Linked DNA regions of Mus musculus: regions 2 and 3 are each linked to region 1. The links are chromatin loops, found by intact Hi-C in ENCODE. Cell type or tissue: heart. All regions are shown on one strand.

Region 1 (8,000 bases):
CCTCCAGTGGGACAAATATTGAGAGCTGCAGCAATAGTGGCTCCATTCTGCTCGATGACTCATTGCCCAAGCCTCCTGGCAGGCAGTGGACTAGCCCTACTCAGCAATGACATGTTCCTTTGTCCTCTGAGGTCATATTCCTATACCTGTCACCTCCACTGTGACTCCAATCTTGCTTTTTTTTTTTTTTTTTGAGAAGCTCTGCTCTGCCATCTTTTTTTTCCAATTTGATGAGATCACGTTTTATTTTCTTATTAATTAATTAGTTAATTAATTATTCCAGAGATACTGCACACTCTTCAGACTCACCCTCTGCTTCTGCGTCTCTTCCTGACACCTCCGAGGGTCCTTCAGGCTCCTTGGAGCTGCTCTGTGGTCCGTTGGGTGCCAGCAGCTGCCACCATCTTGAAATCAGTCTCTAAGACATTCTTAATCTCATTTTGTACATGCAGATTCAAAGAGGTTAAGTTACTTGACTGAACTATCCTAGAAGAAGCAGGGGTCTAATTCATGTCTCTGACTTCTGATCTGAGGACGTTCTGATGGCCATCCCTGTCCTCTTCTGGAAGCCAGTGGTAGCTACAAGCTCACACAGCTGAGTAAACAGTCAGTGCTAGACAATGGCTATTCTTTAGGTTCTGTTGTTCATCCATGGAGCCTGAGCCTCTTAGGGGACTTCATGATTTAGGGCATTAGCCAGTCTGCTTTCATTTTGTATTTAACTTTCTGACGTGCAGCCTTGAGCACCATGGGCTTATGGCTGAGGCAAAAAATGTGGCTGTGGTGTCCCTGCGGGATCTGCACCCAGCTTTCATCTTTACATTCTGGCTGTTGTCTATTCAGGAGGAAACCTCCAGCCTTCTTACCAGCTGGTGACCCTTCCTGCCTGGAATTGTCACTGAAACAAACCTTCTCAACATCTAGAGTACCTGAAGTGGCTATTCCTGGTTGTCAACTTGAGTATATTTGGAATGAACTACAATCCAGAATTGGAAGGCTCACCAGTGACCCTTATATGGAGACTTGGAGATAGAAGTTTCTGATCTGAATCTTGGCATGGAGATCTTGAGGCATAGTGGCTATGGATTCCAGAAGATTAAATCTCTGAGTTCAAGGTCATCCAGGATTTAAGGTATGGTGGAACACACCTTTTATCTGGGCTACACCTTCTGCTGGAAACAATATAAGGACATTGGAAAAAGGGAGTCTGGCTCTTGCTCCTTCGCCTGCTTGCTGTGTGAGACTGCTAGATCTTTGGACTTCCATTCACAGCTACTACTGAACAATTGTTGGGAATTGGGCTGCAGACTGTAAGTCATCAATAAATTCCTTTACTATATAGAGACTATCCATAAGTTTTGTGACTCTAGAGAACCCTGACTAATACAGTACCCTTCTCTCAATAAGCAAATCATAGCCAAGGTCTTTATTGATCTGTCATACTTGGGGGCCAGAGAGTTGGCTCATTGATAAAAACCACTGGCTGCTCTTCCTGAGTTCAATTTCCAGCAACCACATGGTGGCTCACAACCATCTATAATGTGCTCTAATGCTCTCTTCTGACATGCAGATAGAGCACTCGTACACACAAAATAAATAAGTAAATCTTAATTACTCATACTTGATACCATGCAGAATTCACTTATGGTTGTAATTCATGGTTCAGTAATCATTAGCAGAAGCATAAATTACAGAAGATTAAAATTTTGGGGATGATTTTTACACAGAGAGAAATTCAAATTCCAGATTCCAAATCCCAACAGAACAAAACAAGACCTTACCTTGCCTGGATTAAATGGAACAGAATATCTGAAGTTAACTTTGGATGGGATCCTGGGCTATGTGGTCATGTGAGTGTGGTTCATGCCTTTAATCCCAGCACTTGGGAGACAGAAGTAGGTGGATCTCTGAGTTCGAGGCTAGCCTGGTCTACAGAACGAGTTCCAGGATAGCCAGAGCTACACACATAGAAACTCTGTCTCAAAAAAGGAAATAAAGAAACAACAACAAAAAATAGAATAGAAATATTAAACTTGAGTCTGGTTTCTGGTCCCAGCTATATCCCTAACCCACCCTGATCTTGTCTGAGCCACTTAATGTGCCTGGTCTGTGTTTTCTCTCTGGTAACATGAGGATACTATGTGCTTGAACCATGTTGTGGAGGGGCAAATAAGAACATGCCCTCTGTCATGGCTTTATCAGCTGTTTACTGAGTACTTTGTGTGGTGATCATTGCATTCAATTAGCTTAGTTATCTGTGATTCCTCTGAAGAGTCTCATACTCTCAGATGCATAACATTAAGCAATGCAGAGGTACACACCTTGTAAATGGGAAGGCTTTGTTTCTGATTGCTGGAGATTGAACCTAGGGCCCTGTGCATGCTAGGCGAGTGTTCTACCTGAGCTATACTCCCAGCCTCTAAAACTCTTCATCAAGGTGACCTGTGAAGTCAGGGTTCTGTGCTTAACAAGCTTGAGAAAGCCATACTGACTATCTTTGGAAATTTATCCATGGAAACTCATAGTGAACACTCATTAGCAGAAGCTCTGATATTACACATAACACAGTAAGATACTGATTTGGGCATCAGGAAGATAGCCTAGTTGTAAGTGCTTGCTCTCACTGATGACATCAGACCTCAGAAACTATGTAGAAAAGGTGAGCAACTCGTGTAAAAGAGCCAGGCATGGTGGTATGCTTTTGTAATCTTGGCTCTGTAGAGGCTGACTTGGGTGGATCCTTAGGGCTTGCTGGCTAGCTGTCATTGTTAAGCCCCAGGCCAATGGGAGACCTTAATTAAGAGAAAAGGTTGATGTCTCCTTAGGAATGGCAGGTGGTCCCCATGTTTTGACATACATATATGCACCCTCACACACATGGGCATTGCTACACACATGCACATACAAATCAACAAGAAATAATAAAAGAAATGGGTTGAATTTCATTTAATCTAGTATCGCTTAGGCTTATAGGAAACTTAAGAATTATGGAAAAAAAGAGACCAAATGGATATATTTAAGAGATTATATAGATCTGCCCCGGATATAGAAGCACTGAGGTTATGAAAAAATTGTAACCAGTAGGTTAAACATTCATTGGGATGAAAGTCAGGTTAGGTGGACCAGTCTTTTGGTGGCAGGCTATTTCTGGTAGAGGACCACTGGCAGGGAATGAAAGGGCACAGGGCTCTGTGTTGGCTGTTTTAGTTTCAGACAGGCACTGAAACTAGAGTGGCTGATACAGCTGGAATTGTCCTGAGGTAAAATGAAGCACTAAGTATAGCAACCTGAGTGATAAAGGCTTTCCACACTTAGTCACCGGCTCTCAGCAAGTCTGCATTCCAGGGCTCTTGGTGGCGCCAGCAGGTAGAAATTGCAGGGTGGAAGCTTCCTGCTTATGCTCCATCAGGGAGGAAATAGGGTACAATAAACCCAGATAGAGTAAAAGAACAATTGGGCACAGTTGGAATAGTAGAAGTTACTGCTTGGAAAGTTCTTCTTGATTTTAAAAGCACAGTTCTTGTCCTATGTGTTTGCTTTTAAAAGCTGTAAAGGATATTGGCAAATACATAGGAAAATAAAAATAATTACATTCATGTTAATTAAGGAGGGTGTACATTTTCATTTTTAGTAAGTTAATTTTGATAAATATTTGGTATATATTTATATAACAAAGCTGATACATATTCCTAATTACCTTGTTTTAAATATAAGCAGTACAATATAAACATATTTTTGGATAATTACTTATTTGTATGGGTATCTTCAGTGACAACATAGTAGTCTATTTACTTAACATTTATTGAACTAAATTCAGCTATTGGATATCTAGTTTATTATATATGCATATATATATATGCATACACACGTACATGTTATGTACACATACATGTTATATGTTATACACACATACATGTTTTACTACTGTAAGAAATGCTAGGATAGACTATATTCTATCTAAATAGCCATTAATATCTTTCATTATTTCTCTTGGATCAACGTAGAGAAGTCAAATGATCATTTTTCAAGATAATAATTTTCATACATACTGACAAGTTGACCTTTGGAAGTGCTGAGCCAATTTTAAAACTACTTCTTAGGAGAAAGACCCTTTATTATTATAGAAAAATACTGTTTGTTATTAAAATTATTTGCCAGTTAAATAGAATGAATGGTATTTGCTTATCTTGGTTTTTCATTAATTGATTATTACCAGGGTTGGTATTTTCAATATTAGAACGAATTTGAATGGACTGAATGGTAGCTCCGTGGTAGTGCACTTACTTGAATTTAGTAGAAACTTGAGCTTGATCTCCAGCATTTGAAAGAAAAGTCTGCTGATCATTTATAACTTTCTTTTAAATTGAATTTATTTTTGTCAGTTTTATATATGTATTTTATGCAGTTGGATCGTACATGTCCCTTACACCCTCATATCCCTTTCCTTCCTCTGACATCACCCCATCCTTCCAACAATGCCATAATTCTATCCCCCACGTTCATATCTCTTTCTCTTGTGACCCACTGTGAAGGCCAACTTCATGAGTGTAGGAGTGTGGTCAACTCATCCATGATTACTCTCTTGTTCTACAGATCCCCAGTGGCCAATAGTTCCTGCAGAGTCTGTGAGCCCCCTTCCCCTCCCATGACTGGATGTTGACAGGCTCAGTCTTATGCAGACCTAGTGTAGGCTATTTCAGCTCCTATGATTACAGTGGTCATACCCAGAAGATAGGATCTCCTAGCTCTTCTCTTCATCATCTAGCTCTTATGTTCTTTCTGTCTACACCTCGGAGGTCTCATTTACAGATGACCACTCTACAGTCTCTTATTCTTAGCACCTTGAGCAGCCATGAGTCTTTGTGTTAGCTATCATTTTTTTGCAAAAGGAATCTTCCCCCATCAAGGTGGAGAGCAGCACATGCTTATGGATCTACACCTAATTATTTTAAGGTAGTTTAATAACATGTTCTCTTAGCAAAATGAAAGCAGCAGGTTTAGCCCTCCTGGGTCCTATGATCTCAGCCATGGGCACTTAACAGGTCCACAGCACCAGGCACGAACTCCAGTCCATGGAGGGGCCATTCTCAGATCCACCCAAGATCTGTTGGTTGTCCCCATGACAATCATGACACTATCATACCATGTTATCACTTATTTTTCTGAGCTACTTGTGTAGTACCTTCTGTACTATAAAAGCTAGCCATCAGGGAGGACACTTTCAGTTTATTAAACTTCAGATTAATTTCTTTAAGAAACTGTGATATCTTCAACAATATGGTTAGTTCTGGTGTACAGCCGAGATCAATGCAAACATTCTGTGCTCTTTTGGGGGCATGTGGGGCCTTCCAGAACTGGTTATTTTTATCTCTCTCTCTTTTGTGTACTTTGCCTACTTTGCTAACAGGGTGTTCATATTTTTACTGATTTATTAGAGCCTTATATATTAACAAAGTCATTATACACACAGGTTAATTCTTTACAAAATTTTGTTCCTATATAAACAACTCATGAGCATTTATTCTGAAATTTCACTTTACCTTGATAAGAAGAATGGTTCTGGTCTTGTAGCCTATCACATTTTTGATTGGTTGTAGAGGCCTGAGTATCACTCATGAGTGCTTGGTAGGAGCCAAAGAAGTAGACAGCATGGGACTATTAGAGTTACTCATCACAGTTACATTGTGTGTCCACAGAGATCCCAAAGCATTGATGCTACATTGGGCCAATGTTTTTCACCAAGCCAAACTCTTTTTCTGTTCCCATTTCTAGATAAAGGCAAGTTTTAAAGTCTAGAGATTCCTTAAGAACTGAATAAAACTAGCATGAATATAAACTTTTAAACTCACCAGTTCGGCTGTTCCATATACATAGACTCTTGTTTGAAGCAAACACATTTTACATAAACAATAGACAGGACCCTCTGGTTCTCTCAATATCGAAGCTCACAGCGCTGTAATTTAAGCCACAGAATTGTAATCCAGGCTGTTTCCACACTGTAATTCAAACACAGTTTTCCATAGGTGTCTTGTTTCCAGAATTTCTCCAGTTATAAATATGTAGCCAATCTTGTTTGAGTCAATGTCTCTGTTTCCCCCCTGATATGTTAAAGCAAAATACTGCTACCATTTAATTTCATGTGCAAACACTTGAGTATGCATGTTTGCATACTAAACATAATCAATAAATTTAGTCATAGAACACACAAACAACAGAAGATTTTATATCATACAAATCTGTTATATTATTTTCTCTCTGTTTTGCATATTTTGTTTTTAATTAGGTTTATCCAACTCAGGATCCAAAAAGTTCCACCCATTATACCTGTCTCTTAAAGGTTTGATTCAAAGTAGTTATTTTTTTTTAAATACTACTGATTCATTGGAGAAACTAGGTCATTTGTTTTTAAAATGTCCCAATTTCTGGATTTTGTTGTTGTCTAGCTTTGATTCTCTTCTTAGTAGTCAGGACTAAAGAACTGGTTAAAGTCAGGCTCAATATTTACAAGCAAAACTACTTTCCAGATGATGTGTGTACTTCTACCAAGTGTTACACCAATAAGTATCCTGTGTCTGATGGTTTCATCTTAAATGATAGTGATTAGAATGTTCTGGGGTTGTCAACATTATCTTTTTACCACCCCAAATTTCCCATGGGTACTTCTCTTACCAGTTTTGACATTCGTGGATGCATTTTGTCAAGACTCATCATTTCATTAAGAGTCACAAAATCCTGAGTATGTGTGTGTGTGTGTGTGTGTGTGTGTGCGCGCGCGCATGCGCGCATGCACGCACACGCGCCTGTGTGCATGCCTCTGCACACATACATGAGGGTATGCGCCTGTTTTCAGAGCCCAGAGGAGGATGCTGATGTCCTTTTTGATCTCTTTTCACTTCACACTTTGAGACAGGGTCTCTCATAGTGCCCGAAGCTCACTGATTTGGCTTTGCTGCCTGAACAGCAAGCCCCAGGGACCATCCTGTCTTTGTCTTTCATTGCTATGATTGTAGCCATGTGCTATGGTACCCAGCTTTTTACTCAGGTGCCAGGGAAGCAAATCAGATCCTTCCATTTATATATCAAGAATTTTACAGACTGAGCCATCTCCTCAGTCACATCACTTCTTTTGTAAAGATAATCTGAAAAAAAAAAAGAGCCTGTTCTCACAAACTGTATTTTATTTGATTATAAAGAACTGCAAGGCATAAAGAAAAGAAAGAGATTTGTGTCATTTTTTTGACATTATTTGTAAATTTCAGTAATGATCTTAGTGACCTCTGCTAGTTGCCAGGAACTATCTTTTAAGTATAGTTATGAATTCATGGAATTTTATATATTTAACTTGCACCAATACATTATTGTCATTATTATTCTTAATGTTCAAATTGTCCCATTCCAGACCAGAGGGAACTGGTCAAGATGGTGATGCCTTTTTGACATAATCTCATTAGTCTTTGATGCCCTGTGTACTTTGAGATACATACCACCTCGGTGCCACCTCCAACACAAAAACTGAAGTTATTCCGTCTGACTGAATCTAGATTCTCTGGACGGCAGGCTAAGCTTCATCTTCTTTAGAATTTAATTCTTCGCAGGCTTGCATATTATAGTGAGAAATGATTTCAGGTACCAAGCAGGCACTCAACCAATGTGTATTGTTGAATTAAAGCCTGCTTTGTAGCACTGTGTATGTATTTCATGTTAATGTAAACAGTAGATGGACCCAGGATAATTTAACTCATTTCCGTGAACATCACTAAGCCCACACAATACTGTTGTAGTCCTAGAAAAGAGCTGAAACACATACCTACCTAACAGGCTTGGAAATACCTCCACACAATTGTCCCTGTCATCTGCTATATTAGCATTCTCCTCACGGTGCTTGCTTATAGACATTTAACAAGATGAAAGGCTGATGCTGAGAGAAGTCTTCGGACAGATTCGTTACCTTAGCAACCTTGCCCCAGACTTCCGCAGCCCTGACCCAGCTACAAAGTCCT
Region 2 (8,000 bases), 63 kb after region 1:
TGTCTCCTCCATGCCCACATAAATCTACCCCTAGTCACAGCCTATATAGTGGCTTGAACTCATAGCACAGGGGAGGTGGAGACACACCTACTCATTGAGTTCTAGGCTGGTGAGAGTCCCTTACCCACACAAGCACAAAGGTATGGAGGCACCAACCCAAGCACCCATGTGTGAGTGATCCTGCCAGCACGGATTTTCTGTTTTCTTTTCTACTATTCTCTTTTAAAATTTTGTAACCACTATGCCACTATGTATAACGAGGCTGGACCAGGTCAATCTTGTGCAAGAAGCCATTTATTTGACTTAACATTTTCTATTTGTTTGATTTTTTAAATCTATTTTCTATGATTCAACTTAGTTTTATTTGACTTTGCTACTACTTTTTACAAAGAAGATAATCAAAGTAAGACTAAATTATGGAAAGGGGAACATTATAAAAAAGTAACCCATGCACGAGTAATCCTGAAACTTAGAGATGCTTTCCCTTTTACTTAGCCATTAGGGCCGTTTAATGACAGAGGTCATGTCTTTTCAGCTCTTATAAACAATGGTCTGGAGATTGGGACAAAGGCTGTTAGTGTGACTGGGGCTTCTATCATCCGTAGCTCAAGAGGATTGGAGCTCTGTTGGAGGAGTGGAGGTCAGAAAGCCTTTAGCTTTAGGCTGACGGTAACCAGAGTATATCTTTTAGATATGACAACCATTGCCCATAGACTCTATCAAATGACTTTTTCCTCTAAAGTTTATCAAGAGATTTGGGTCAAGAGAGGAGGAGGGGAATGAGGAGAGAGAGAGAGAGAGAGAGAGAGAGAGAGAGAGAGAGAGAGAGAGAGGAAGGGAGGGAGGGAAGGGGAAGGGGAGGGAGGGAAGGGGAGGGAGGGACGGAGGAAGGGAGGGAGGGGGATGGAGGGAGGGAGGAAGGGGGAGAGAGAGAGAGAGAGAGAGAGAGAGAGAGAGAGAGAGAGAGAGAGAGAGAATATGAATATGTTTTTCATTGTCCAGATACCTTACTTTGTAGCTGGAATTTCTCAGAGAATTGTTGGCCTGTGCCTAGCTCTCAGGGGTGGCATGTACCTAAGACTGATCTAAGAGGAGATATGGTAGAATGGATAGGTCTCGATGCTTCTTATCCTATCATATCAGGATGGCAGAACACAGGAACTACTGTGTCCATCTGAAAGTAGGAAGGGCAGTGTGGAGGACATCTATTGAATCATTAGTTAATAAAGAGGACAACAAGAAGAACAGAAGTAACGACTGTTTCTTGAACACTTGCTGGGTGCTGAGGTCCACACTAAGAGCTTACATTGCATTTTGACACTAAATCCTTACTTTTCATCAATATCACAAATCTTATCTTTAAACAGAGAAATGGCCTTTAGAACTAGGGTGTAGTTTAAGTTACATAGTGAGCGAGGAGGAAGTCAGAATTCAGATCTGAGACTGGTATCACCCAGCCTCACAGTGCATTTGGAAGCAGTCCTCAATCACACTCCATTGCTTCTCCTAGCCTTGCACAGAAAATAATTGATCTGTTGAGGATGTTTTGTGTCTCTGTTTATTTGTGTCCAGGGAAGGTCAGAAGTGCTAAGGGTTGGTGTTTCCAAGACTCTCAGAGGGTCCGTCATGGATAGAGTTCTAAGCTACCCAGAGGAGAATCCCCATGAGAAGCCCCAACCGTGCCTGATTTTCTTCTTAGTTCTCTGTTTTTGCTCTTGGTGTGCCCTAAGCTCACCCTCTATAATGTTACTTTCATGGAAGATTTTGTCTTTGGGTCTACGGAGAAGCCCAAGTAAGACAACTACTTACTTGAGAAAATAAATCTTCCTTCTGTTGGCTGAGGACAGAAAGAAAATGGTGTTCAGAGTGAAAAAAAATCAAGAAAGATGCATATGTGTGAAGACACCAGAATGCAGAAACTTGTATGTCGTTTTGTGCAAAACCAGAATGGGGGTGGGGTGGGGTGGATTCCTGAGCATCAAGACCACATCCCTGCTTTCTGCACAATGGTTGTGCAGAAAACATTTTCTACAAGTGTTTACGCGTGTCTCTAAGCTGCCTGAGTTCAGAATTAGGCCTTCAAGTTGCCTAATCTCGTGGGAGCAGCTCAGGGGTAATAAAAATAAAGTTTAACCATGGCCATGTGCTATGTAAACACTGCCCCGAACCGATGGGACCATATGAGGAATGATTCAAAGAAAAAGAAATGAGCTCGATCCATCTCATTAGGGATGTTCTGCTCGATTTGCATTTTGGTTTAACATGCAGAGGCTGCCACATGGGAGCTGAGTCATGGCTCTAGCTGCCTTCAACAGATTAACGTGTAACCGAGTCAAGATATTTAGACTACCAGGCAAGCAGGCGCAGGTCTGAAAAACAGGGGCAAATGATCAGCTAGACCACTTCCATAGAGCCGAGTGCCCGTGAATGTGCCATTTCCTTCAGATCCTTTGAGTTTATTGTTAGTTGATGGAGTAAATTCAGGTGGTCTTTCACGGGAATAAATGGGTACATCTGTAGGAAGGAGATATCAGTTAGGAGTGAAAGACTATTGATGGCACTGGCGTCCTGCTGATAATGAAAGAAAGAAATGACGTCTAAATGCACCGTCATTATCAAAGAGAGGCATCACAGCCTTGCGCATGATATTTAGTCTCCCAAATAGGACTTGCCCTTTACTGATGGGCCGATGACTCATATCGCCCCAAGATTCAGTTTAAAATCCTTCATCTCTTCCTGATCTGCTGACCTCTTCCAGGATTACCAGCTCCATCGTTCTGAAAAAACATTTACAGCACCAAAACGTCCTCATATTTTCTTCCTTTCTACTAATGAGTTGTATAAAATAAATATGATTTTTTTCCCAATATTCCTTTCTGAGTGTCAGAAATATAGAATTTAGCAAGAAGCAACAAGGAACTATTAATGCTGCAATTTATTGACAAAATACCACTCAGTTTTTAAGTGCCTCTTGCCATATTTCTTCATTTCAAAGGATTTAATGTATTATTTCCTTGGCTGTAATGGCTGGTTCTAGTGTAATAGGCTTATTTTGATATTTTCTCCACAGTTTAAGTTATTTCAATAACAGCTAACTCTACCTCCGAATGATGCTCAGTAAACAGGAACACAGTGGGTGTTCTGTTTTACTTCTTGTTTCTCAGCACCTTAAAGGCATCATTTTAGCACTGGCAGCCATGTGTAGCATCTGAATGGTGACTTAGACAGGAGCCCTTTCCCCTCAATCTGAGGAAAACTGTGACTTCCTGGCTAACCTCTCCAGCTCTTAAACAGATTTCAACTCTCCCTTACCACAAAAGCTTGAACCTCTAAGATGTAAGTGTCATCAGTAACAGATCTGAGCAAGTTGTGGAAAAGATGAATACCCTACAGGAATAGGTAAGTGCTTACAGTATTGTGGCGTCTAACTCCTGGGTAGATGGGAATTTGGGTGTTTGGCCTGAAGAATAAACACTGCTAGAATTCTTACTTCTTTGTATTTCCCCAAATATCCTACCCTGAGCCTAATGAATCACTCTGGAGTTTACTGATAGGTATCACAACGGATACAATAAACTTGGACAACAAGCTTAGTATTTTGGATATCTAAAAAAGGGATAACAAGAGATCCGAGAAACTCAGTGGTTTCAAAAGGCAGATAAAGATGTAGCGTGTTCAGAGAGGAATATAATTTCCAGCATTTCTTGGGGAGGGAGTGTGTAACAGAGAGAGGAGATCTGTGATTCTAGGGAAGCATCAGGGTAAGTTGTTTTTAACTACCTAGTTTCATGGGACCTGCACTTGTGTCCTGTAAGATTTCAGTGGAGATGGAGATCTCTCTCTCTCTCTCTCTCTCTCTCTCTCTCTCTCTCTGTGTGTGTGTGTGTATGTGCATGTGCACGCATGAGCAAGTGTGCGTGTTTGTGTGTGTGTGTGTGTGTGTAGTGAATGTGGAAATTGTTCAGTCTTCATTATGGTTGGTAATCATCAAAGGATGATTTTATAGTTTCACATACCCAATTTTTTGAGGGGTTATAATTCTATAGACATTAAAAGAATATATTTTGTGGGGAGGGAGTCTTTGCAATTAATGGGAGAGCCTTGGAATTTCATTTTACTGCAAATATAATATAAGAAAATTAAATGCTGTGTGTATGTATGTTCTTTCTCCATATTGAATCCGATTCTCAAGACACGCATTGACCGAAAGCCATTGCTAATATCTTTGGCTGGCTCGGGGGATCTGAAACATTCCTCAGGACAGTTAGCTTTGCTGGACCTTAGAGATCGAGCCTTCAGCTCAAGAACGCACCTTCTGAGGTCAGAGGCAGTAGCCTCATGGTGCCCTATTTCTGCTTCTGGCTGCTGATTTATTTTCAGCACTCAGGCCACACTGATCCTTCTAATAAGGTCACATCATGTCACTCTGCCACTTAAACCTCTGGTGGTAGCTCATGTCATTAACAGTAAAAGCACACTTCCAAGTTACTGCCTGGATAACACTACCAGACAGTTTGTGGCCACAGGTCATGTGATCTCCAGTTTTCCGGCTTGGGTTTCTATTTATCTTCTACCTATCACTCCGAGACACATCAATTTCCCATTATGCACAGTACCTTTCTCTGTAGTTATTATATTACTTATTGCAGTTCTAGTTGTTCCAAAAGAAAATGTAAAACTCTAGTGCCTTAAATAACCCAGTGCAGGTTTACTTCTTGCCACCACTGTCCCTCGAATATGCTCCTGGCCCAGCCATCTACTATTGAGTTGGATTTATCGGGAATTCAAGATTTCTCTTCTTAGGATCTTTCCTCATCTATATTTTTTAAATACTCCAAGTCAGAATGGAGGAGAGAAGATAGAGGTTGGTGCTACAGTGTTTGGTGCTTACACTCTGTTTGCTAAAGCTCACACATCCCACTGCCCCTAACTATCATACACGAGTTACTGGGTACTTCATTTAGTCTGTGGGCCTAGAAGAAAAGGAAGTGGTTTTGTCAGTGAGCTGGCTCCCTATCTGCCATCCCATCCCTTTAGTGATTAGGCCACATGGCCTGTTGCATTATTTCCTATTTCACCGTTGCTTAGGACATACTCCGACATACTCATGAAAATATTCATTCTTTTGGGACATGAGAGAAGAATTAAGTCTTGGGAGCCTGATTCCTGGGTTTAAGCCAAACCTGGGTCATTGACTAGTTGTATGCATTGTATTACTTAACCTCTCCTATCACAGTATCTTCACCTGTCAGAACAGACACAAAACACTTGCTGGATGAGATGGTTCAATAAGATTACATTAGAGAGCAATGCAGTAGAGGGTAAGAGGGCTCCAGATTCTGGAATCAGATTGCTTGAGCCTGAGTCCTGGTTGTGTCTAGCATTGACTGGATGAGATGATCTTGAGGGACCTCTAATTTTCTCATTTATAAAATGGAAGTGATAATAATGTCTATCTCCTAGATATTTTCTTTTGTGAAAGAATTTAAATGGCTCAATATATGCAAGACCTCTATACCAGTGCCTAAAATATAGACTAAGAGGAACGTAAGTGTTAGCCTTAATCCCAGAGTATCTGGCACATATTACATGCTCTTGGTAAGTGCTATTTTCCATGTGTTCTTTTAAAGACAGAAAACACCCAAAGATTCCCCCAAAGGGCTCTTTAAAGATGGGATTTCAAGCATCTTAATGGGATGTCGAGGGGCTGTTTGTGTCGAGAGCTCTGCTCAATGACTGCTTGCTTTGATCACTTCAGCATTGACTCTGGGTCCTGATGGTAATTGCTCAAGAGAGGACATCTACCCAGGGCTCCGTGAAGTGAGTTTTTAAAAACGTGTGATGTGAGGTTAAATAGCACATGACTCATTGCCAGTGTAGGGTGTGTGATTGAGAGAAGTTAGTTGGGGGTATCAAGCTCATCTTTGTAGAAGATTACAGTCTGAAAAATTGTTTAAAGTGAAATATAATTAAAATAATGGGACACATAATGGGAAATCAATGCTATTAATGTAGCTGCTAATTACTGCATTAGAACATTTATCCAAATCTTCCTTAAGACAAAAAACATGAAATTAAGTTACCACAGTGGATAATTCGCAGATCGGGAAGCGAGGATCTTGGGTTACCATTGAAAATCTGCCTCAACCGATTTGCTGTTACCAAACATTGCAGTGTGGACCTCCTTGACTCCATGAAGAGTGTGAAAGGAAGACTCTTCTTTACATCTAATTCATTATCTCTTTGAAATACAAGTTGTGTTTTTCTCTACTGTTTTTGGGAATGTTGGCTTGCTGAATGTAGGCCACTTGGAAAATGTCACCCAGCTAGGAATCTGAGTGTTGTGGCTATCATCTGTGAAGGGGAGAGTGAAGAGCCCAGGCTAATCTGGTTTTTTTTTCAGGGGTGGAGTACTACATAGTGGCCGGCTGATTTCACAGTTTCCAGTGAAAAGAAGGGAAAGTTTGTCTTATCTGCTAACCTGTGGAGATGTGGATTTTCTGGCTGGTGTAGGTAGCACTGAAATGAACACTAGAGAACAAGCCTGGATTTCATTCTCTTGTACGTATCCCAGGAGGAGAATTACCAAGTCATATCAGAATTGTATGTTTTTCTTTTTGAGGAATAGCCAGGTTCTTTTCCTGGAGATGCCCATGAGACCCATGAAGAAGATTTAGGTATACAGAGGCAGAGATAAGGGTCAATGCTAGGCAATGGAGTGGAGGGAAGGAAGTGGGGCCCGAAGGACAGAATAGAACTCCCAGTGAGCATTCTGGCCAGATGCCATGGGATATATTAGAGTTTTACATGCTATTTTATGTGTATCAGATATCTAACTCTGGGACAAAGATCAGAATATGAAACAGACCAGACATTTATGGAGGCAGAGTTTAGTTCTAAGATATATCTGCTGAAGCTACACAGGGAAAAGAATAGCGAAACTAAGGTTAAGGTTGAATCCTGCCTTCTGTCTCTAGAGTCCTAGTGTCATTTGGAGGCATTCTATCATTTAAGGTGTCTGAGGGACAGATCCAAGTTGTTGGACCAGAGCCCTGTGGATCAGTTCAACACTTGGACTGTCTCTGTCTAAGTCACTCTAGGTCCCTTTCCAGATGTCCCAGTGTAGGTGAGATGGTCATCTTCATTACTGTGTCTTTCCACCATCTATGACAAGGAAACCCGTTGTGGATTATCTGTTCTCAGAGCACAGTGTGACCTGTGCTTGATCTCCCAGCTACAGAGTTTAAGAGGGCAATTGGTGTCAGTTAAGTTTACTTTTTCTTCTGTGGTTTCTTTACTAAGCCTTTCAGTATCACCTGGTATGGTGGTTAATACTGTCCACTGGAAAGATATAGAATTACCTAGGAGACAAACCCTTGGGATTGTGTGTGAAGATGTCTCTGCATTGGATTGGTTGAGGTGGCGAGAGCCCTCCCCACCCCCCACCAAGTGTGGATAGCATTGTTCCATGGCCTGGGATCCAGGACTGAATGAAGAGAAAGTGAGCTGAACAGGAGAATTCATTACTGTCTTCTGATTGCAGATACAGTGTAACTGGGGCATCAGACTCCTGCCACGATAGCTTCTGTGTCATGTTGGACTGTACGCTCAAAACTGTGAGACAAACAAACAACAAAGAAAACAAAACAAAACAAACAAAACCCAAAAAACCCAAACCCAAACCCCTTTCTTTCCTTTACACTGCCTTTTTAAATAACAATGAGAAAAGTAACTAATGAATCTTCAGAACAATTTAGGCCCGAGATTCATATCAAATCTAGGAGATTTGTTAGCACTCTGTGCCGAGGTCTGCATTTCCACAGGCCTTGGCGTTCCCATTTCTCTAGAACACTCTGAAGCGTGGTCTGTGGACATGGACTTGCCTTCCCCTGGGTGTGGGCTACAACTGCAGCATCTCAGCTTGAGTCCCAGAAGTGCTCTCCTCCGCTGCTTTAACTCAAACCCCCATGGAGAGATCATCCAAGTTGTAGGTAATATGC
Region 3 (8,000 bases), 150 kb before region 1:
TGCACACCTTTAATCCCAGCACTCAGGAGGCCGATCTCTGAGTTTGAAGTCAGCCTGGTCTACAGAGTTCCAGGACAGCTAAGGCTACACAGAGAAACCCTGTCTTGAAAAACAAAAAACAAACAAACACCAAAACAAAAAAAGAGAAAAGTACTATTCCTTGTTTTAAAAGTGTATAAATGGTTCTTAGCTCGAGTTAGATAATGTGGCCGTGGACTAAAGTCTATGGGTTCTTAGTCCCTAGAACAATGCATGGTGCATTAAAAGTATTCGGTAAAGTTTATTAAATAAAACAGTACCTACATCTATGGAAACTATTCATTTTTCTCTGATATGTACACATGCACACACACATATACATATTCATATATGTATATAAACATATGTATGTGTATGTATGGTAAAATACATATATGTGTACATAATACATGTATATATACACACATACACACACACATACTATTCTTCTGTTACACTGCATGTCAGTTAAGATCGCCGGGTCTCCTCTGGCATGTTCACTCATGGTCATCATCTCGTATGCTGTCTGGAGTAGGGTAGTTGTATTATTCCTCCCCTAATATAGGTTGTAGATAGAACAGTTATCCTTCATTTGCTGGTGGTCTTGATTTCACTTTTAAGGCAACAAAAATGTTTTAAACTCTTGTTATTCTTATATGTTCAGCAACTGCATAGCTAGAAGTCATTTGTGAATAAGAAGAAGCCCACGCAGTTGCTAAAGCCAACGTGCTGGACTTTGTTGAACCATTGCAAAGCCTCACACTCTGGTTTTTCTTTTTAAAATAGATTTACCTTTATTTTTAATTGTGTGTGTGTGTGTGCGCGCGCGCACACACACACACACACACACACACACACACATATATATGTATATGTATGTGTGTGATGGGGGTGGTATGTGCACATGGACGCAGGTGCCTATGGAAGCCATGGGTATTGGATCCCCCCTAGAACCATAGCTACAAACTGTGAGATGCCTGATGGAGGTGTTGGGAAATGAACTTGAAGCGTCAGAAAGCACAGTATGTGTTCTTAACTGCGGAGTCACCTCTCTAGGCTCTGGTTTCATTCTATGGCACCTATTTTCCCCAAAGACAGTGAAGAGTTAATTTCTACCTACTGAACCCGGAAGCTCACAGAAGGTTGGAACCAATGAGAAAATAATAAAATAAAATAAAATAAAGAAAGGAAAAGAAAATACATTTCCTCCCCATCCCTCTAGTTTCTGAGCCTGTACAGAGCTGACTCTGTGGCGTTCTATGTTAGAAAGGTTTGCCTTCAGAGCTGGATCTGAACAAGACAGTCCAGGGCAGAAGAAGCCCACAGAGCCAGGTGGATAGAGGTACTTTACAGAATGCCATCAAGACTGACTTAATACCACCCAATCCACCCTACCTCCAACCTCAGTTGACTCGGCTCCTGGGTCCATAGAGGCCTTCCTCTTTGCAGTCCCCCCCCCCCTTTTTTTTTTTTTGTCGGCAGTGACCTTGAAGAGGTTCCTCATGCCTGTCAGCTTCAACGGCTCATGGAGCCACCTCTAAAGGAGCTGTTTAGTCCAGTTAGATGTGGTGCCCTGGCTGTGTGAACTGAAGTCTACAGGAAAAAGAAGCCACACTTATGTGATGGATGTACAAGGTTGCCTGAGGAAAAGCTTTACTGTGCGAAGACTCGAATGCTGCAGCTCTGGAGCCAAACCTTCCTAGCTTTGTCTTAGATTCCCTCAATACCATTCTTTGCCCACCTCTGTGTTTGACCGAATTCCTATCCTGGTGCAGTTCTTTCCGGATTAACTGACTCTCAGCTTCCACGGACCCATAGGCTAAGAGCGTCACCCGAGGCCCATGGTAGAGATGTCCCCATTTTGCTGTAACACGCCTAACCTGATATTTCCTATAGTTAAAAAAAAAAAAAGATTTATTTATTTACTTATTATGTTACAGTGTTCTGCCTGCATGTATTTCTGTGGGCCAGAAGAGGGCACCAGATCTCATTATAGATGGCTGTGAGCCACTATGCGGTTGATGGGGATTGAACTCACGGACCTCTGAAAGAACAGCCAATGTTCTTAACCTCTGAGCCATCTCTCCAGCCCGTATTTTTTTTTTAAGTGCTCTGATATATGACTTTCTTTTGTCCTGCTATTATAAAAACTTCATGAGACTGGCACCATGCTGGAACATGGAATTCGGAGCACGTTGAATCTGTGTTCCCAGGCTATGGAACTCACCTTCGGCTTCAGAATAAACAGTATCTTTTTTTGAGGGGAGAGCTGTATTTTTTGTGCTGGCAGCTGACAGAAGCAGGCAGGGAACATTTCTTTTTCTCTAAGCTTCCAACTAGCACCTGGGTGGTGTGAGCGTTCAATCCCGTGGGTCTGTGAAAAGCGTTCCCTAGGGATGGGAGATGCTGCCCAAGGCAATCGGCTCTATCCAGCCCTTGCCTTCTCTGTCCCCCTCGATTCCCTCACTGCAGAGATTGTGTGGCAGAGATTGTGATTACTACCATTTTATATGCCCTGGAAAGTTGCATTTATTTACGTTGACTTCCTTCTTAACCAGCGGGGGTGGGGATGGGGGGGTGAGACGGGACGACGACGACGACAGTTCTAAGGTTCTATCAGGTGGACATGACCTACAAGGGCTGGCGGACGGATGAAGGTCACAAAATCAGGTTCGGCCTCTGATTCAGGAGCCGGGAAGGCGATGGAAGTGTATCCCTCCTGAGGGTGTGAGTCCAAGCTTAGGAATTTATCAACGTGTGTCTGGGATCGGATGCAATGAGCCTCTTCCATTTTCTCATGAAACAAAAAACTAGTTTCTGATTAAAGCTGGCTGGGACTTCCTGAGATACGGAAATTAATTCATCTGGAGATGGTGGGGGTATCCTGTCTTTGTCTGGCTTAACAGATAAATAGTCTCATTTGCATGTGGGGATCATGTGTACTCCCCGACTGGTGAGAGAGCAGTGACGGTGACATTGAATTTGCATATCCCCCCTTCACTGATGTTGGCAGGGCTCCTTTGAAGGTGTCCTGGATTCTGGATCTATCCTCCCCTGTTCTTGTTGGAGGTCCTTTTGCTCTGTGCCTCCTCAGGTCACATTCAGACGCTGGTGTGGCAAAACCACAGTGGTTTGAGATGAGGAGGCTTATTTCATTTTTTTGCATGACACAGCCTTCACATAGCAAGGGGAAAATCACTCCGTGCTGCTTTCTCTCAAGCATCCCTCCATCATTTAGAGTTGATGCTGATTTTTTTTTGCATAAAGCTCACTGTGGCAAGTGTTTTAGACTTTGTCTCCTTTATTTTCTCACTACTCAGTTGTGCCCTTTTAGTTCAGGAACACCCATGGTCAGTGTGTAAAGGACCAATCATGGATGGGTGAAACTTTATTTGCTAGAACTGTCGGTTGGTGAGGAGGAGAAGAGAATCTGGCGAGTTAAGCTTTCATTACTGTATCCTAATTACACAAAATAGAGGATTTCATGATGACATTTTCATACGTTTGTATAATGTGCTTTGATTACATCTACCCTTCCATCACCTTCCTGAATCCTTCCTTCCCCCACCCCCAGGACTCCTTCTCAACTCAAACACCTCCTCCCACTCTTAGGCTTGCTTTAAAACATTCACGGTCTTCTGTTCATGAGAGAAAGCAAGTAGTGTTGGTCTTTCCAAGTCTTGCTTCACCTTCAGCCCCATATATTTTCCTAAATGAAATAATGTCATTCTTCATGACTGAACGTAACTCCACTGTCTATAGATTATTCATTTCTATATGAATTCATCTGCTGATGAAAACCAAGGCTGACTCCATTTTCTGGCTCTTGTGAATAGGTTTTCATTCCCTCCCTCCCTCCCTCCCTCCCTCCCTCCCTTCCTTCCTTCCTTCCTTCCTTCCTTCCTTCCTTCCTTCCTTCCCACCATGTAGAAGCCGTTTATCTAGATCAACTTTCCATCCCTTCAAGCACCCATTTGTTGGGATCTATACATTTTACAATTTGGTGGCTTGGCAGGCTGAGTGAGAAGGGTCTAACCTCGGGAGCTGTTGTAAATATCAAGTGTGTGACATCATTTTCTTTAAGCCACCGTGGCTCTGTTTGAATTCCTGCACCCGTATGGTGAAATTAAATTTGTCTGTCTACCTTAGTTCTCTGGTTAGACTTCTGAGTGCAGACAGCCTTAGGCTGCCATCCTCAGATTTTTAACAAATGTATAGTCGCGGAAGTCCTGAGCCTTTTATCCTTTACTGTGAGGGCCTGGGTCTTTCAGATCACTTTAGGTATGTGTGACCTCCTTTTGTATTCTCAGACGGTGTATACAGTCAGAATCTCCCCTATACAGGGCCGGGAGAGTCTGCTTTTGCTATTTAGCAGCCATAGGATTCTCTTAAGCTATGCAAAATAAGAGACTTTATTTCATCCACTAGAGGGCGCTGTGCACCAAGGGTAGCCAGTTCCATCCTTTCTGTTAGAGGGATGAATTAAGGATTAATGAAACCCATATTCAAACCTTGAAACTATATCACCTATCATAAACCACAAACCAAAACACCACACTAGCAATGTACTTTATAAAAGGAAGAAATGCAATTTATTAGCAACTTGCACACTCCAGAAGGTACAGGCCTTCTCATTAAATCAACCGAACGTTTCTTTTCCTTTCTCACAAACCCAGGCTGTCTGAATGAAGGTTGTCTCAGTGTGAGCTGCTTAGCCGAAGTCCTTAGGATCTTTGCGGGATGGGGTGGGAGTGGGGGTGGGGGATGACAGCTTCAAGTTTGGTTCTGTTAAAAACAGAGCCCTTTGCTAAAAACAGAAGCCTTTGGAAAGCACCTTCTCCCACAGGAAAATGACTTAACACTTTAGAGAAACTTACAATTAATATAAAAAATACAACTGTCCCCTAAGTGTTCAAATAGATGATGCCAATAGCTAACAGGGAAGACTGAACATGAACTTTGAGGCATATGAACTTTTTCTTGCTGCTACCGATTTTTAAAAGCTTTTCATTACTATAACCACACGTCTATATCTCTGTGCTTTGAAGGAAAACATTCAAATTCTCTTCCCTTTCCTTCCTTCCCTTCCCTTCCCTTCCCTTCTCTCCCCTCCCCTCTCTTTCTTTCTTCTCTTCTCTCCCCTCCCCTCTCTTTCTCTTCTCTTCTCTTCTCTTCTCTTCTCTTCTCTTCTCTTCTCTTCTCTTCTCTTCTCTCCCCTCCCCTCTCTTTCTTTCTTCTCTTCTCTTCCCTCCCCTCTCTTTCTCTTCTCTTCTCTTCTCTTCTCTTCTCTTCTCTTCTCTTCTCTTCTCTTCTCTTCTCTTCTCTTCTCTTCTCTTCTCCCCTCCCCTCCCCTCCCCTCCCCTTCCCCTTCCCCTTCCCCTTCCCCTTCCCCTTCCCCTCCCCTCCCCTCCCCTCCCCTCCCCTCCCCTCTCTTGCTCTTTCATCTTTTCCCCTTTACCGTCACCCCTCTCCAAATTCTACTTAGCTGCTAAGCCTTCCCTTGAATTCTGACTGCCCATAAGGTTCGTGCCCTCTGCTCCATGGTTTTCTTGCCTGTCATGGAGTGCCTGTCTCTGAGGCTGTTATGAAGTTTTTACAGCATTCTTTTTTCTTTTTTCTGTAACTTTCAACTTTGCAGATTGTTTTCTCTCCCTTCCCTTCCCCTTTCCTTTCTTTGTGAGTCTGATGATTGCATCTAGCACTTCACAGCACAGCCAAATGAACACCCCTTGCCAGTCACATAGGACACAAGGCTTCTCTTGAATCTTAGCTTGTGCTGTCCAAGAGTCATCCAACCAGGCACTCACGGAACCACCCCTTCTCTACCTTATGCCCGGTTCCCTTGCAACCCTCTCATGTTGCTGCCATATAAGAAAACACATTTAATTTCAGACAGACTAGTTATTAAACGTAAGATATTAAGGACATTAAAGGCAATTCTCTGGTGTTATTTTTTCCACCCTGGAGTTCACATACCTTTTCCTGATGAATCTTTTTGTCATTACCAGGACCACTCATCTATTCTTAATGGCCTAGCAAACCTCATCATAGGCCTTCTCCTGAAATGTTGCTCTCTGGAATTTTATCTCCTTTATTAGGTTAAGTTGTTGCATTGAATCTGGTGAACAGATTTAAAGTTGGGGCAGCAGTAGAGCAGATGCTACTGACTGGTCACCCCCAAGGTGACCAGGCCAAGCTTTTATGGAAACTGTGTTATTTAGACCGTATTTCGATTTTAGACTCTTATCTCCACTAAAAATTACATTTATTTCTTTCTTTATTTATTTGGTGTGTGCATATGTGTTGGCACGTGCATACCGTGACATGCATGTGGGAATCAGAGGACCGCTTTCAACAATCTGTTCTCTCCTACCATGTGGGGCACGGGATTGAGTTTAGCTAATTAGGCTTAGTGGTAAGTGCCTTTACCCACTGACCCATTTGCTGTATGTCTATGCTATACACAAGGGAACTGAGAGCTAAAAGGAAGTCAAGAAACGTGATGTAATTGGCCCAGCTAGCCAATGGCAAGAGGAGAGGGGAGGACACGGAGTACACTGGCTTCAGGACTGCTCCCATCTTCCAGAAATGTGCTCTCCTGGTGAGAATTTGAGTCTAAGAAAGGACAAAGGCCAGACCGTGTATGAAAATAGAGCTCTGACTCACAGTCTGGAGCAACCAGCCGGGAGAACAGAGCCATCATTTAGAGGAATCAGCAGAGGAAGTCAGCCTGCCGTCTCCTTTCAGGCTAGCAGGAAGTCAGGTCACTTCCTCTATCAGCTGCTCCAGGAAGGCAAACAATCATACGATTGGCCCCAAATGGCCGAGATTTGAGTACTGTCTGACAGCTTCCATAATTGTTGTCTGTACTTCCAGTTTAAGACCAACCAGGGAAAGTCAAATATATATCCCTAACTAGTCATGTAAGATACCATGATTCTAGTAAGCCTGCTTCAGCTTCCTTAGGCCAACAGACGTCCCGATGGGCAAGCATAGAGCTGTTTCTTTCCCCTCCATACAATGTTCCTTCTCTCCTGCCTACCTCTGAGTTTTGCCAAATGCTGTGGCAGTGTCTGGCTTCTCTACTTAGTAACAACCTCTGAATAGAGTGTACACACCTTCATTTGGTTAGTCTTCATTTATTTCCTCACTGGACACCATATAATTGCTGAGGGCTGTGTTGAGTCTCTTATCTACTTTCCAGGTTGACTTACATGGATTCATATCTAGTTGTCTTTCTTTCTCCTCCTTCTCCTCTTCCTCCTTCTCTTCTTTTAAAAAATTGTCTAACTATTCAGATTGGCATTCATCTAAGGGATTTCAAGGATTTGAGCTTCATTAATTGATCAATTCTATTTCTGTAACTTTAATGATTGTGTTCCGATTTGCTATCACAGTGACCCATTCACCACTTACTGCAAATGTCCACTCTGGACATGCCTTTATCAGTACTTCTAGAAAGGGAGGAGTTTTAGATATTTGACAAACATTTAAAAATACTTTATAAATTCTTGGAGAATTTAATACAAAATATTTTGACTGTGCTGTCTTTTAGCTCCTCCTCCTAACTCCCCCCAGATCCACTCCCACCCCCTACCTCCTCATCTTCACGTCCTTCTGTTTTTTTAAATCAGTAACCCATTGGCTCAAATGAACCATTTTTTTGAGTGATAAAATAACTTTAGTTTCGAGCCCTGCAGAGTTTCTCCACAGCTCAGAAATGTCCATCTTATGGTTGCTTTCTCCATCACACAACCCAAGTATTCCCCGATCATGCTAGAAAGTACCTCAGGGGTTAAAAACAGCCTAGCCACTGCTCACTTCGATTCTAATGACCAAATAGTTCATGTGTCTTCAAATGCCCCGAGGTGAAAAATGAAACTGATAGGAATCTGGACAGGCAACATTTCATCTGGAAAATATGGACTTAGGCCCAAATTGCTGTATTTGTCAAGGCACCCACTCTTCTTTCTGAGTTTACA

What was found. A loop is a pair of places that touch in the nucleus more often than their neighbours do. Peaks named below come from ENCODE experiments on the same cell type or tissue, not always from the same donor. Only the 100,000 strongest peaks of a DNase experiment are listed, where the experiment ranks them.
Region 2: a loop joins it to region 1, with 11 times the contacts of the local background. A loop is called at or near these places in 4 of 42 quality-filtered maps.
Region 3: it touches region 1 in a loop (2.9-fold over the local background); 3 of 42 quality-filtered maps call a loop at or near these places.

Annotation. Positions count from the first base shown.
Region 1 is chr10:91,440,276-91,448,275 of GRCm38, forward strand. No RefSeq gene overlaps it. Among named protein-coding and RNA genes, the nearest start is that of Gm40736, 34 kb to the left of the region's middle. In heart, a CTCF peak has its summit at 3,345; a DNase peak (open chromatin) is centred at 3,256; H3K27ac peaks cover 1,903 bases.
Region 2 is chr10:91,502,851-91,510,850 of GRCm38, forward strand. No RefSeq gene overlaps it. Among named protein-coding and RNA genes, the nearest start is that of Gm40736, 96 kb to the left of the region's middle. In heart, a CTCF peak has its summit at 4,448; a DNase peak (open chromatin) is centred at 4,381.
Region 3 is chr10:91,293,559-91,301,558 of GRCm38, forward strand. No RefSeq gene overlaps it. Among named protein-coding and RNA genes, the nearest start is that of 4930534H03Rik, 77 kb to the left of the region's middle. In heart, CTCF peaks have their summits at 1,976 (motif pointing right) and 4,446 (motif pointing right); a DNase peak (open chromatin) is centred at 6,713; H3K27ac peaks cover 964 bases.